Regions from separate parts of the Homo sapiens genome. Here regions 2 and 3 are each linked to region 1. Evidence: chromatin contacts called from ENCODE Hi-C or POLR2A ChIA-PET data. All regions are on one chromosome and are shown on one strand. The core of a region is the stretch at or near the end of the contact, and the rest is flanking DNA. Distances in the headings are between cores, read along the strand shown.

The links. A loop is a pair of places that touch in the nucleus more often than their neighbours do. ChIA-PET counts read pairs that join two places held with the same protein, here RNA polymerase II (POLR2A). Pooled maps may share reads with other maps.
Region 2: a loop to region 1 is called in a pooled map, with 10 times the contacts of the local background. The contact joins the promoter of SNAP91 here to the promoter of TBX18 in region 1. A Hi-C loop is called at or near these places in 2 of 37 single-sample maps with no recorded cell type and 5 of 50 pooled maps. POLR2A ChIA-PET finds 5 or more read pairs at or near these places in 1 of 52 experiments (HEK293T).
Region 3: a loop to region 1 is called in a map of ascending aorta, with 4 times the contacts of the local background. The contact joins the promoter of RWDD2A here to the promoter of TBX18 in region 1. A Hi-C loop is called at or near these places in 1 of 168 maps with a recorded cell type or tissue (ascending aorta). POLR2A ChIA-PET finds 5 or more read pairs at or near these places in 1 of 52 experiments (Panc1).

The regions. Positions count from the first base shown.
Region 1 is chr6:84,762,690-84,767,431 of GRCh38, forward strand. TBX18 (T-box transcription factor 18) reads right to left here and starts at 1,909. Exons shown (of 8, transcript NM_001080508.3): 1 at 1,201-1,909; 2 at 1-59. The coding sequence starts at 1,492. All of the region lies in intron 1 of LOC124901353 (a long non-coding RNA gene), which reads left to right. RefSeq lists enhancers at 642-1,226, 1,227-1,810, 1,822-2,116.
Region 2 is chr6:83,707,187-83,711,623 of GRCh38, forward strand. It overlaps SNAP91 (synaptosome associated protein 91), which reads right to left and starts at 1,915. Exons shown (of 30, transcript NM_001242792.2): 1 at 1,659-1,915; 2 at 612-771. The coding sequence starts at 741. LOC105377879 (a long non-coding RNA gene) reads left to right here and starts at 2,256. Exons shown (of 3, transcript NR_136251.1): 1 at 2,256-2,533. RefSeq lists silencers at 884-1,178, 1,588-1,797, 2,128-2,187.
Region 3 is chr6:83,190,625-83,195,146 of GRCh38, forward strand. RWDD2A (RWD domain containing 2A) reads left to right here and starts at 2,733. Exons shown (of 3, transcript NM_033411.5): 1 at 2,733-2,819; 2 at 3,688-4,028. The coding sequence starts at 3,828. It overlaps PGM3 (phosphoglucomutase 3), which reads right to left and starts at 2,641. Exons shown (of 13, transcript NM_015599.3): 1 at 2,555-2,641; 2 at 185-390. The coding sequence starts at 388. RefSeq lists silencers at 2,292-2,361, 2,662-3,031 and an enhancer at 2,604-3,103.

The DNA of each region.
Region 1 (4,742 bases), core at 659-3,158:
GGAGCCTCCCGGTGACGCCAGAGGGGAAGCTCCCTGCTGGAAGCCGTCCTCACAGCCGCCTGGACAGCAAAGGACAGAGAAAGGGAACTGGTGAGGGAAACAGAGGGGAAGCCAGCCGCGGAGACGGGCCCACCTGGTGGCTGAGAAGAGGAAAATGACCGGGAGAAAAGGGGAAGCTTTGGTGCCATCAGGTCCTCCTAAAGAACAAGCCAGTCGATAGACACCCACATTCTGCCTGTCGAAGGGGCGCATTCAGAGCTCCAGTGTGGCCTGCTTGGTCCCCAAGTCCCAAGCCCGGGAGAGGCGCGCGGGCAGCGTCCACCCCACCCGCTGGGCCTCCGCAGGGCCAAGGCCCCAGCAGAAAAGGCTTCACGCCGCCGCCGGGGTCTGGGACGCTTGCCCGACGGAGTCAGAGGAGCTCCCGGGTCCAGAGTCCCCAGTGCAAACTCCGACGCAACCTGCGCCTCGAAGCGCAAGCAGCAAAAGCGCCCGGACTCTGGTCCCAAGAGCCTGGGCCTCCTTAAGCCATAAGCGTCTGCGGCGCCTCGCTTTGGGCCTTCTTTTGGGCCGGGCCGGAGGCATCTTCTAGAAGGCTCTTCAGACCCCGCTTTCGCCAAACTCCCGGCGCCCTGCGCTTCCAGCCCAGCAGAGAAAAGTGTGAAAAGCAAGCCCGCGGTCGCCGTCGGCCTTGGCAGAGAAATCAAGAGGAGAAGGGAAGGGAACCGCTCAACTACCCTTCGGGAAACCAAGTTTCCAAATATGCCGCCCTCTTCCTGGTTTGCACAAACGGTTTAGGGCATTCGTTCCGGTTTCAGGGTGGGGTATGCCGTCGCTCCCCTCCTCCCCGCCCTGTGCTTTTAAAAGTTAGGAAACAAAAAAGAGCACCCATTGGCTGGAACCCCAAGGGAGGCAGATGCAGGAAGCACAGAGCTGCACCGCTAGGCGCAGCAAACAGCCGCGGCCGAAGGCGCGGGTCGCCGAGTGGGCGGCGGCCGCCCGCGAGGCGAGCCTGGAAGCAGTATCTGAACCGTCTGGAGGGTGACCAGGTTGCGCGGCGAGCTTTGCGACTGACACGGCCAATGCGCTAGTGGCTGAGTGGCCTTGGCCATGTAGGGACGCGGCGCGCACGCACACCCACAGACTCGCAGAAGTTCAGGTTCGCGCCGGAGAGAAGTTATAGGCAGGAAGGGGCCCACTCACCCGCGGCTCCGCGCTCCAGGTCTGCGCCACTCCGAGCCGGCCCAGACGTCGCCCCAGCCGGCGGCGGGAGCGCAGCGCCTTCGTCTCCCTCAGAAGAACCCTTTTCGCCCGCGCCGCCGCCGCGGCTGCAGCCTCCGTCGTCCACGGCCCCCGCCGCCTCTTCGGCGCCCAGTTTTCGCCGCTTCTTCTGAAGCTGTTGCTGCTTCTCGGCGCCGATCAGCGCCTCCACCGAGAAAGCGTGCGCCTTGAGGCTTAGCATGCTGCACGGCGAGCCCCTTCGCTTCTCGGCCATCCCCCCCGCCCCGCGCCCGCCCGCCCCTCTCTCATATACACTCACGCGGGCACACGCGCGCTCTCGCTCTTCCCCCACCAAAAACTAAAAGGCTCTCGGGGCCTCCCGAGATCTGCCCCCTTCCCCACCGCGGGCAAAAAACAGATTTGGCGTTTCCGCTTTCTCGCTTGTGTTGGGATCCAGGAACCGGCGACGCGCCGGCCAAGTCTCCTTTCCTGGGTCTCTCTCGCGCGCTCTCTCACTGATGCACTCCTTTGCTCCCACCCCTTCCACCTCCTCCTGCTGCTCCGAGGTCTGCCTCAACTGATGCGCCAGAGAGGACTAACATGGGTAAAAAACACTCTGTGGACACAAATTAGGGATTGTAATTGAAATTTGTTGCCTTGATCTGTCAGCACTTCCAGGCAGGAGAGCGGTGGGAAGAACTTGCTCATTAGTGTCAATAAAGCGGCGGGGGCGGAGCCCGGGTCCCTGTCCATCACCCAGACGGCCGGCCAATCAGGAGGCGCCGACTCCGCGCAGCCCGCGCCCACTTCCTTACAAGGTAGCGAAAAACCAGGAGTGAAAAGCGCCGCTGTCTGGCTTGGATGTGCCAGCCACACGGACGCTGAACTCTGTCTCTCTGACGTCCGTAGCTGAGTCCAGCCCCGTAGTCTCCAGCTTTCCTCACCAGGACCTGGAAAGGCGGAAGTTCCCGGCTTTAAACTAGACGTTCAACAAGTTAGAAAATCAGGAATCTTTCAAGGTTCCGTAAATTGCCGTCCCACTTCCGTATCGCTTAATGTTGCTACAACTCAGAATATTGGGAAGCTGGGAAGAATTCGCAGGCCCCTCCTTTCTCATTTAAATGTTCCTGCACTCAGTCTGCGCCAGATATGGCTTAGGCTTATTTAAACTTTACTCCGTGATTTTTTTCTTAGGGGATACCAGGTTAAGAAATATGTAAATCCTTTAGGAGTGCAAAATGTTACGTTAACGCTCAGTCCGTCATATAAATGTCAGAAAAAGCACGCCCTTTCCGCAGCCCACCTTTTCTTTCAAAGAGTGGTAGTTATTTTAAAACGTAGGTCATGGGATTTTCATTCTGTACGTCTTTAACGATATGGACAACTTTAAAACCCCTTAAAACTTCGCAAAATGAAATAAGTATGAAGACGCAATAAAATTCCCCATTTGAAAAACTTCTCTGTGATTTAAGTAAGTTTATATTTGTCCTACTGTTGACAATTTACAATCGTTACTTCAGGCTTTTAAGGAGTCCATTGATGTATTTAAAACAAATTTAATAAAATCAGTGCTTTTTAATTAAATGACACCAAACATATATATTTGTACAATTTGTTTTGTAGTTTCAACTCGACTTTTTGTTAGGATTAACAAATATATATATATATGTTTGGTATAAATAGAGCAAATCTCTTGTGGAATAAAATTAATCGTGCATATTACTCCATCTTTTGTATAAAATACACGGCAGGCCGGGCGCGGTGGCTCACGCCTGTATTCCCAGCACTTTGAGAGGCCTACGCGGGCGGATCACGAGGTCAAGAGATCGAGACCATCCTGGCCAACATGGTGAAACCCCCGTCTCTACTAAATAAATAAATAAATACAAATAGTAGCTGGGCGTGGTGGTGCACGCCTGTAGTCCCAGCTACTCGGGAGGCTGAGGCAGGAGAATCGCTTGAACTCGGGAGGCGGAGGTTGCAGTGAGCCCAGATCGCGCTACTGTACTCCAGCCTGGCGACGCAGCAAGACTCCGTCTCTGTCTCTCTCTCTGTCTCCATATGTGTGTGTGTGTATATATATATATATATATATGACAAAGGAATTTTTTCCTCTCCCTCGTCCCTCGTTTAATTCAATCTCCGCAACCGTTGGCTGCCCTTTTATCTCTGACTTCTCTGTAAACTTTCAGTAGAGTAGCATTTGGGGGTAGATCCGCCACTGAGACTGATCCTTTTATTGTAGAAGAGAACGCGCGGTTCCTGGAGGCCGGACACCACAGCGGGAGTAGGAACCTGGCAGGCGATGAGCAGAGGCACGAGCAAGCCGCCCAGCCAAACCTGGCAGCCTTGAGGTCAAAAATGATTTTGTAATATCCTTGCGGAGGAAGCCTCTTTTAGACGCCTGAGAAACAAACTCAGTTGGGAGGAGGTGTTTTGCATTTTACAAAATGAAGGCTTTGCGACCGGTTTAGAGCTGTGTGGTCCCTAGTGGGTCTCCAAGCTCCGGGGTACCCTAGGCCGGTATTACATCATTAAAAAGAAGCGCAAATCCCATTTCTGAAGCTTAGCCGAAGGCAGGCGCCGGCAGGGAGAGCTAAGAGGCCGCCTAGAGAGTTTGGGCCGGGAGTGGGAGTGGGACAAGGCGGGAGCTAACTTAGCTGGAGTAGACGCCAGAAGAAGTTCCGTTCAGCTGAGGTGCCCCGCCCCAATCCCAGGCTCTCGGGGACCCCAAGAAGGGAGCTACCCGGTGCTTCTCCGAGCGGTCCTTACAGCTTTGGAGACTCTGCTGCTGCCCAGGGGTGTAGTCGTCGGAGCCCTCGGGCCTGCTGGGGCTCAGCAGGGGTAGTGGGAGCCCCTACCCTGGGAGAAACTGCCAGGGACAAACACTGTTTGCTGACGCAAAGCCTGTTCCGCAAAGGAGTTCTCCCTGTATATGTCCTGCAGCTCAAACTGATTTAGAAAGGGATACACAGGCCTGCAAGGCGCTCTCGGGATCATACAGCCTCACGCCCTCTTCTTTTCCTCTGCCATTTCTTTATGTCTTTCGCCTTCACCCTGGGCAGCAGACCCCAGCAGGCGGGGAAACCCGGGGACTGGTGTCCGCATTGCCGAAAGGCTGGAAAGCAGAGCCTCGTCTACATCCACGATGTTTCTAGAACGTGGCCCTTAGAAATAATTCAAGTGTGAGTAGGGCGCCGAGGACAGGACAAGGCGTTTGCCCCCTAGTCCTGCTACTGGCTAAGGAGAATCATAGCAGTAGAGCCGCACCACTGCTGCCGCCGCCTCCAACTTGCGTTAAGTTCGGCTCAGGCTACTGGATTGGGCAGGACCAGCTAACCCAGGTCCCGAGGGGCAGTGTGTCACAGACTGCAGCCCACTCCAACCTCGGCTCCTGGAGAAGGGGCGTCGAATCTCTCTTGGGCATGGGAGGGAAAGACATTCCGAGTTGGCTGGGCGGAGTGGCAGCCTTGAGAGTGACGAGTGACAGCAAAGCCTCGTCCTAGCAAGGCCTTTTACCAACA
Region 2 (4,437 bases), core at 665-3,164, 1.1 Mb before region 1:
TTGCCATAGCTATGAAGTCCAATTTCCTCATTCAGTACCTTGAATTTATTTCAGTTTGGTATGGTAACATACCTCACACACACACACACACACCCATACTCACAAAAACAATCCTCAGGAGCAACACTTAAAAAGATTATACTACCTTAGAACTATCTGAAATGTATTTAGGAAAGAACTAGGGTGACAAGTTTGACCTTCCATAAATTCATCTTTTTTTTTTTTGACTGTGCAACCTCTAATTTCCTCTAATTTGGAGAAGGGAGGGTGGGTGGAGAAAGAAAAAAAGGTGAAAAACATCTAATTCAGTGTGTACAATCTCTCTCTTGTGTGTGTGTATATACATATGCGTGTGTGTGTGTGTGTGTGTGTGTATTTTTCCCCCTCCACCAAGACCTTGGAGGTCAATAAGAGGAAAAAATGGCTCACAAGACAAGGTTTCATGGCTAACCCAAGGGAACACCTTCACAGCTGAAGAATTTCAGCTCAGGGGCAACCTGGCTGGGAGTATCAGAGGCCACAGCATTATGGACCAAGAGCGCAGGCCGCACCACCAGCATCCCAGGCGCCTCTGCCGTGCGCATGTCCCTCTTATATAAAGAGATGCTTACAGTCCAGGTGCTTTTTCTTGGGGCCCATTACTTCATGAGTAGTGGCTTTGCAGACCGCTCTTGCTACAGCAGAGCCTGTAACGCTGTACTGAGCGGCGGCGATCCGATCCGTGAGCGTTTGGCCCGACATCTTCTGTGGTCGCGTCTACCGCCTCCTCTTCTGCAGGAAACAAGGGGAGACGGTCCGGCTTTAATCCGCAGACCCTACCCTCCAAGCACCCAGGCCTTGCCTCCTCCAGCCGCGCGGCGGCTCTCTCCTCCTCCATCCCCACCCTGGCACCACCTCTCGGAGCCAGCAACGCGCCAAGCCCCGCTCCTGCGATGCGGTCCAGGGAGTCTTGGCCGTGAGTAGGGCCGTCACGGAACCCCAGCGTGGGCTCCAGTCGCAGCATCGTGACACCGTCCCCATTCTCCCCCGGCCCCCACATAGGGCCAGACTCACCCCCTGGGGACCCCCCTGTCAATCAGCACTTTCCCCGCAACCTGACCCGCGGGTGCTGGACTAGCCACAACGTGCGTTGGGGTTATTCCCTGGGCGCCGCACCCACCGGTGCCCATCTCCCACCTCAGCAGACTTTCCTCCTAGCAGCCCGCAGGCTTCGGGGAATGCATCGGATACCCAAGCCCTGGCTGCCTCCCTCCTCCTCCTCGCGCTGCTGCAGCAAAGGGCTCGTCCTCCCTCAGTCGCGAAGGAGATTATCCTAGCGTTGCGCCATGTTATGCCCTCGCCTCCCCTTCCTTCCTCGCCGCCGGCTCCAAAGCCTCGCCGAGGCCCATCGCCCGGGCCCCTTCCCCCCGGTTCCAAATCCCTGCCGCAGGGGCCGCCCGGGAGCTCTGCGGAGGCGCCGGAGTCTTGGGGCGCCTCACCCTTCCTGGCTTTGGAGAGGAGCCGGGCTGACAGCGAAGCCCAGTCCCCCGCCCGCCCTGGAGCGCTCCGCGGAGCTGTCACTCGGCCGCTGCCCTTCTCCGCACCCTGGGATTATCCTCTGCGGATCCCCGCGAGACCCTGGCGCGGGGAGGGGGCCGAGTACGGCCGCGGGTACTCACCCCGCCCCTGAGCGGCGCCGCCCGCCGCAGGATGAGCGGAGCCCGGGCCGCCGAGGGAAGCCGCGCCGGTGGATGTGTGCGACCGCGCGTAGCCCCGGTGCCCCCGGGCGCAAAGTCTCCAGCCCTGGCCGGGCCCCGCTCCTCAGCTCCGCGGTCCCGGCGCCCACCGCCCCTGGCCCCTGGCCCCAGAAGCCAGTACCCGCCCGCCGCCGCCTCTTCTGCCAGCGCCGCCGCGTCTCTCTAGCGCTCCGAGCTGCGTCCCCATCCCCGCCCCCACCTCAGCTGTGGCTCCTCCGACGAGTCAGGTGACGGCGGCGGACAAACCCGGACGAGCCCTCGGCGGAGCGCCTCGCGGCCCCCTCCCAGCTACTCACACACACCGCCCCCCGGGGCCGGGAGCTTAAAGGCGAGGGGGCGCCTCGCGCAAGCATCCCCGGCAAGCCGGCGGGGAGAAGAAGGAGGCGGGGAGGCCGACACCCACCCAGCCAGCGGCTCTCCGCTGGGCGCCGGGCCGCCCCTCCGCTGCTGGCGCCGCACCCGGCACGCACTGGGCTCGCGCACCACGCACACCTGCCCGCCGACTGCGGGGGGAGCCCTGGGCGTTGGGGGCGTTGGCCAAGACGGGCGAGTGGGCTTCTCGGGTTCTACTCTGTGAAGGCCAAGGCAAGGGCGTCGTCGCGCGCTGCCTGGCGGAGCCCAGCCCCTTCCCCACACTGTCGCTGACACGCCCGCCTGTCAAAGGCTCCGAGGCCCAGATGAGCAGGGCGATTTTAAATGTCAGATCCTGCCGGCCATCCGCGACCGTCACCTGTGCGTCTTCAGCTCCTCAGGCTCCTCCGCTTGTCTCAGTTACAACTGGGAGCCCGGGTGGGCAGGTAATTCTAGCCACTTTAGTCTTAAACGGATACTGAGGTCTGCTGAAGGGAGAATAATTAACACAGCCGTTAATCGAGTCCCAGATTACCTTCGACAGTAATCATTTGCGTGCATAAAGAAAACCCTTTGTACCCTTAAGAAGTAATTTCTGCCAATTAAATATAGTGTTGGAACGTCCGTCAATTGTATGTCAAGTGTATATTCGAATAGTAAGCAGGAATTTCTAAACAGGGATGTGGAGTTGGTTAATAGCTTCACGTGTTGACATTTTCAAAGGTTGTTATTTATGTTCACCTTTTTTTTTAATTCTCACAGTAGCATGAAGATCAAAACTATATTTGTGAGCTTTCCTGGCATTTTTTCTCCTTGCTTCGGGTGGCTTCTGCTCGGCCTTGAAGCCATATATCGATACCTATCGATCTCAACGTTTTGTTATATATTCCTCTCTTTCACCTGGTACAGTGTTCAGTATGCAGTCATGATTTCCTAACTACTGAGACTGATTCTAGGACTAATTGGAAGCTTAATGACTAAAGAGAGACAGCTTAAGAGCACTATTGTCTCAAGTACTAGTCTTACCATATTTACAAGGGAAATAAAAACGCAATTCTATTAAAAAAACTTGTACTCCAGTTTTATAGCAGCTTAATATAATGGCCCCAAACTGGAGGAAAGCCAAATGTTATTCTACTAGTAAATGAATAAACAAAATATGGTATATCCACATAATGGAATACTACTTAGCAATAACAAGAAACAAACTAATACCATTCATGAATCTCAAATTCATTAGACGAAGGGAAAGAAGCTCTATCAAAAATTCTACTTATTATTTTGATTTCATTTATGTAACATTCTGGAAAAGTCAAAACTATAGAAACAGAAAACACATCAGGTGCCGAGTCAGGTGACGGTGGCATTGGGGGAGGGGACTGCAAAGGGGCAGAAGGAAACTTTTTGGAGAGATGGAAATGTTTTATATCGTGACGGTGATGATGATTATACAGCTGCATGTATTTCTCAAAACTCATCAATTTGTACACTTAAAATTGGCGAATTTTGTTGTTTGTTAATTATACCTCAATATAATCTGATAGAGTTGGGAGTGGCAATATTAATATCAAAGTAGGTTTTACAATAAGGAATATTAATAGCAATAAACAGGCACATTTCATAATGAAAAATTCATTAAGAGCATGGAACAATTCTACTTGTTTGTATATCTAAGAACAGAGCTTCAAAGTAGGACGAAGCAAAACCTAATAGCATTAAAAGGAGAAACAGGCAAATCCACAATTATACTTCAGGATTTCAGCACTTTTCTCTATGTAATAAATAGGACAAGTAGACAGGAAACCTGTAAGGGTATAGATGACTTGAAATAGCCCTGTAGGCCGGACGCGGTTGGCTCATGCTTGTAATCCCAGCACTTTGGGAGGCCGAGCCAGGCAGATCATGAGGTTAGGAGATCAAGACCATCCTGGCTAACACGGTGAAACCCCGTCTCTACTAAAAATACAAAAAAAAAAAAAAATTAGCTGGGCGTGGTGGTGGGTGCCTGTAGCCCCAGCTACTCAGGAGGCTGAGGCAGGAGAATGGCGTGAACCCGGGAGGCGGAGCTTGCAGTGAGCGGACATCGCGCCACTGCACTTCAGCTGGGGTGACAGAGCAAGACTCTGTCTCACAAAAAAAAAAAAAAAGAAAGAAATAGTCCTGCAGACCAACTTCACCTAATTGACATTTATAAAATAGTCCACCCAACAGTAGTGGAATACTTTCTTAAAGTGTGCATGGAATATTCTCCAGGATTGACCATACTGACTGATCCTAAGCCATGAAGCTAGTCTCAATAAATTTAAAAGGATTATAATCATACACATTATGTTCTCTTACCACAGTGGAA
Region 3 (4,522 bases), core at 1,483-3,982, 1.6 Mb before region 1:
CTTAGGAATCATGAGCTTAATGATCATGCTCTTAAAAAAAAAAAGTTGTTTCACATCCAAAGCACATATAAATGAGAAGGCACATTCCTAGAATTAGAATTTGTACTTTAGGTCAATTTGCTCAGACACTAAGGCTTGGTCTTGTAAATAATGGTCTGCTTTATCAGGGCACTAAACCCATTACCTCAGGATTGTGGGACGCTGTTACCATGACTCCTATAGTGGATTTTGTCTGTTTTGACCTCAGGACAGCTAATAATCCCATGCGAAACATGACATGATCAAGATGTTCTGCCTTCGTTCGAAATCCAGCAGTCCCGTATTGAAGGATCAGTCCATTGGGCTTGGCGTGTAATGCTGAGTATTTTGTAATAGCACCTAAATCCATGTCTACAAAATTAAGAAATATTGTTTCGGGCATAACAAGTAATTTCTTAAGAACCATTTGCTTCAAAAACTGCCACCCCAAACGAATAGGTCTGTCTCATCCTGAACCTCCTCAAAGAACCCTATGTTTGACAGAGCAATGGGCAGGAGAGTAAGTCCTGTGGGTTAGAATTACCTACAAGATGTTGTCCAACTTGGTATGTCCACTCCTGGGCAGACTCAGGGCAGATAGCAGATTGTCCCCACTCTCCTCCCATTTTAGCTCCAGGACTATCCTGGACGCCGGGCACACTTAAATTGGTCCACTCTCAACTAAAATGAAGATTTTACACCTATTCAGAGACTCCAATGAGCTCAAAGATCATTTCATTTTACAAAAAGGGAAACTAACCTAAATTAACATAGATAGCTGGTGACGGATTGAGGCCTAAAGTCAGATTCTTGAGTGGACTGAAACTACATATCCCCAAATATCTGAGAAATCTTTGTGGTTCTTTTGCTATTTCTCCCAAACTACAGAGACATATTCTTAAAGGAAAAGCAAAAGGCAACAGTTTCTTCTCCAAGACTACCCAGATCTTTTTCCATTTGCTAAAAACAATCAGGACACCCTTCTAAGATGTTGCTCTAAAACTAGCAATATCTTCTTCTGAAAGAATGCCACCTTTTTCCTTTACTTTTAAAAATAAAACATCGGCCGGGAGCGGTGGCTCACGCCAGTAATCTTAGCACTTTGAGAGGCCAAGGCAGGCGGATCACCTGAGGTCAGGAGTTTGAAACCAGCCTGGCCAACATGGCGAAACCGCCTCTCTATTAAAAATACAAAAAAATTAGTCGGGCGTGTTAGCTGGCGCCTGTAATCCCAGCTACTCGGGAGGCAGAGGTTGCAGTGAGCCGAGATCGCGCCACTGCACTCCAGCCTGGGTGACAAAGGGAGACTCGGTCTCAAAAAAAAAAAAAAAAAAAAAAAACAGGCCAGGTGAGGTGGCTCAGGCCTGTAATCCCGGCATTTTGGGAGGCCAAGGCGGGCGGATCACGAGGTCAGGAATTCAAGACCAGCCTGACCAACATGGTGAGACCCTTGTCTCTACTAAAAATACAAAAAGTAGCCTGGCGTGGTGGTGCGCGCCTGTAGTCCCAGCTACTCAGGAGGCTGACGCAGGAGAATCGCTTGAACCCGCGGGTGGAGGTCGCAGTGAGCCGAGATCGCGCCACTGCACTCCAGGCTGGGCGACAGGGTGAGACTCCGTCTCAAAACAAACAACAACAAAAAATCGGCCCTTAGCCCACTAATACTGTTTTCTCTGGGATACTCCCATTAAGTGGAACTTGGGGTTTCCAACCTCAGTCAGTAGTTTTCCTTCAGTAGTCCATATACTACATTTCCTGGGTCAATTAATTCCCAATTAGCCCAGAGATGAGGAGCAGTCCGCCAGCTGCTAGCCTCATAATTTTGTTTTCTTTATTGTCCTTCATTGCTTCAATGAACAGAACTTGCAAGAAATGGTGAAAAATACTTGCTTTTGTCCAGTTGGAAAAAGCTGGCATTCAGTAAACTAATTTAGTTCAAGACAGTGATCAGATCTCTTTCCTAAGGATGAATACATATTTGTAAAAACTGAGCAGTCAGTTATGTGTCATGATTATTCATAAGAGTGTAAACCAGTCCTGTTAACTCCAAAAAGCCATTAAAAAAAAAAAGGTCCAGATAATATGAGTTCATCCTTTCATGCGTTTTAGGCCCTACAACTACTTTCAATGCCTCTGCGAATGCCTTTATTGAAAGCATATTTGCCAAATCCAGCGTCCACGCAAAAAGTTAAGAGTATCCCCCTACTCTCCATTCAATCTTCAAATCTCCTTGGTGCCTCTCTCCCGCCTACCCTCGAATCACCGCACAAGGGTGATTCCCGGCACTCCACCCTGAGGTCCCCGCCTAGGTCCACGTACCAGAGCCCCGGCAGGAGACCCGCGGCCCGTCCCGACCAGCCCGCCCGCGGGGCGCAGGGGCCTGTAGGTGTGTCCCGCGCGCTCCGCCGCTCGGTCAGTCGCCCGCCAGACCACTAGCCCCTCCGTCGGGCCGAGAATCTGACCTGTCCCGCTCCCACCGAGCCCTTGCCGACCGGTAGTCTCCCTTCTCAACTCCGAGCCTCGGGGCCCGGCTTACCTCGGTCAGGAAGCCCCCTTCACCTACACGCAGCGGAGAAGCGCCCAAGCAACAACGTCTGCACCCAAACCCAGTCCTCAGAACCGCAGACGTGGCCCTGCGTGGCTTCCGGCTCGTCGCCACGCCCCCTGGCCAATCACGGCAGAGGACTATCCGCCAGCCCCGCCCCCGCCTCGCCGCAGGTCGCGCGCAGCTGGCGCCTGAGGAACTGCGGCTGCGGTTCCGAGCGGGGTCTGGGGCTGTTACCATTGAGTGACCAGAAAGGGTGAGGCCCCCGCGGTGGCCCGGGGGTTGGGGCCGAGGGTCGCGGGCCCTCAGAGCACTGCGGCCGCGGAGGCACAGCCTCCGCCTCCAAATCCGGGCCTCTGGGGGCGGCAGGCCCTGCGTTCCTGGGAAGCCGGGGTTCCTAGTGGTCTTGGCTAGGGGCGGGGGTGGGGAATCAGCCCCGTCGCTGGGCCTCGGACAGGGCGACCTCGCCCACAGTGAGCGCCGCCGGCGGCCCGCATCCCCCTCTCCGACGTCGAGGTCATCTCCCAAACCTTTGAATCTGGGAAGCCTTCTCCGGCTGCCGTCTCCCCGGGTACCCCCTTCCCCCAGCTCACTGTAAACATCTTTTATTTAATGACCTCTGAGACACCCCCTACCCTTATCCTGGGTCCCTCGGGGCAGAGGCCAGTGAATCGTAAACGTCCGGAGCCCTGGAATGCGGCCCAAGCGAAAAGGCCACCGCGGTGTTGGGGGGGGGCGGTCCGCGAGTCCAGGACCGAGGGGTGGCGACTGGCGCTGGGGAACTCGGAGCCCATCCTGCTGGCACTGCGGCCTCTCTCGCCGCAGCGTCTGGCTCCGCCCAAGCCCGAGCCCCGGGTGGGATTGGAAGCCGGGCCCCAGCCTTTCCCAGAATTCAGGCTTGCAGAGCGTCTGCAGGTGTCTGCCTGCCACCTGCAGCGGGACAGTTCCAAACACCTGTTGAAAGTGCAGATTCCCCTATCTAGTGCGGGGTGCGGGAGGCGGGAACCCGGAGCCCGGGTACGCAGAATATGGGTTTTTACGGAGTGTTTTAGAGGATGTTGTGCATACTAGATTTTGGAGTCAGGAAATAAAGAAGAGTGCAAGTGTCTGGTTTGTGCCCCTAGCTCTCGGTGCAAAGCGTTCCTGCAGAATTGCTTCCACGTAAAGGGACCTTCGGGAAATTTCGCTGGATACCGGCTGGCATTGACAAACCCAGCGTCCCTGAGCCTTGTGAGGTTTCCAGGCAGGCTGATTGCGAGGCAACATGTCTGCTTCGGTGAAAGAAAGCCTTCAGCTTCAGCTACTGGAGATGGAAATGCTGTTTTCTATGTTTCCTAACCAAGGAGAAGTAAAACTTGAAGATGTAAATGCCCTGACGAATATAAAGAGGTATTTGGAAGGCACAAGGGAGGCGCTGCCACCAAAAATCGAATTTGTAATTACACTCCAGATTGAAGAGCCCAAGGTAGGTACCCTGATTTAAGTGTTTGCCAGGTGCCCAGTTTTTAATTGAAACATCTAGAACATGAGCTTTCTGTCAAGGAAAGATAGAAATATTCCAGGTGCATATTTCCTTGTTTGAAAGATACGGAATGCTCTATAAATTGTCTTCAGTAAATATCTTTAATTTTATGTAAACATATACACCTTTTTAACAAATATACCTGGAGTTTTTATTGACGCTATCTTGCAGTCTTATGCCATTATTATTTTGTTCACCCATCCAGTTGGACTACCTTTCACATGTATCATGATTTTCATAAATCTAAATATCTCCTGTAACATAACTGTCTTTTAAGGAGTGAATGAGTGGATTTTTTGATGGCACCATAACACAGAAAGCAAATATGGATGGAAAAATCTAAAGACTAAAAATGAATTTACCTCCATCTTCTGATCCATTTATCTCCAGCAACATTAGCATAGCATAGGTAATACGTGGACTGGGCATTTGAGAAC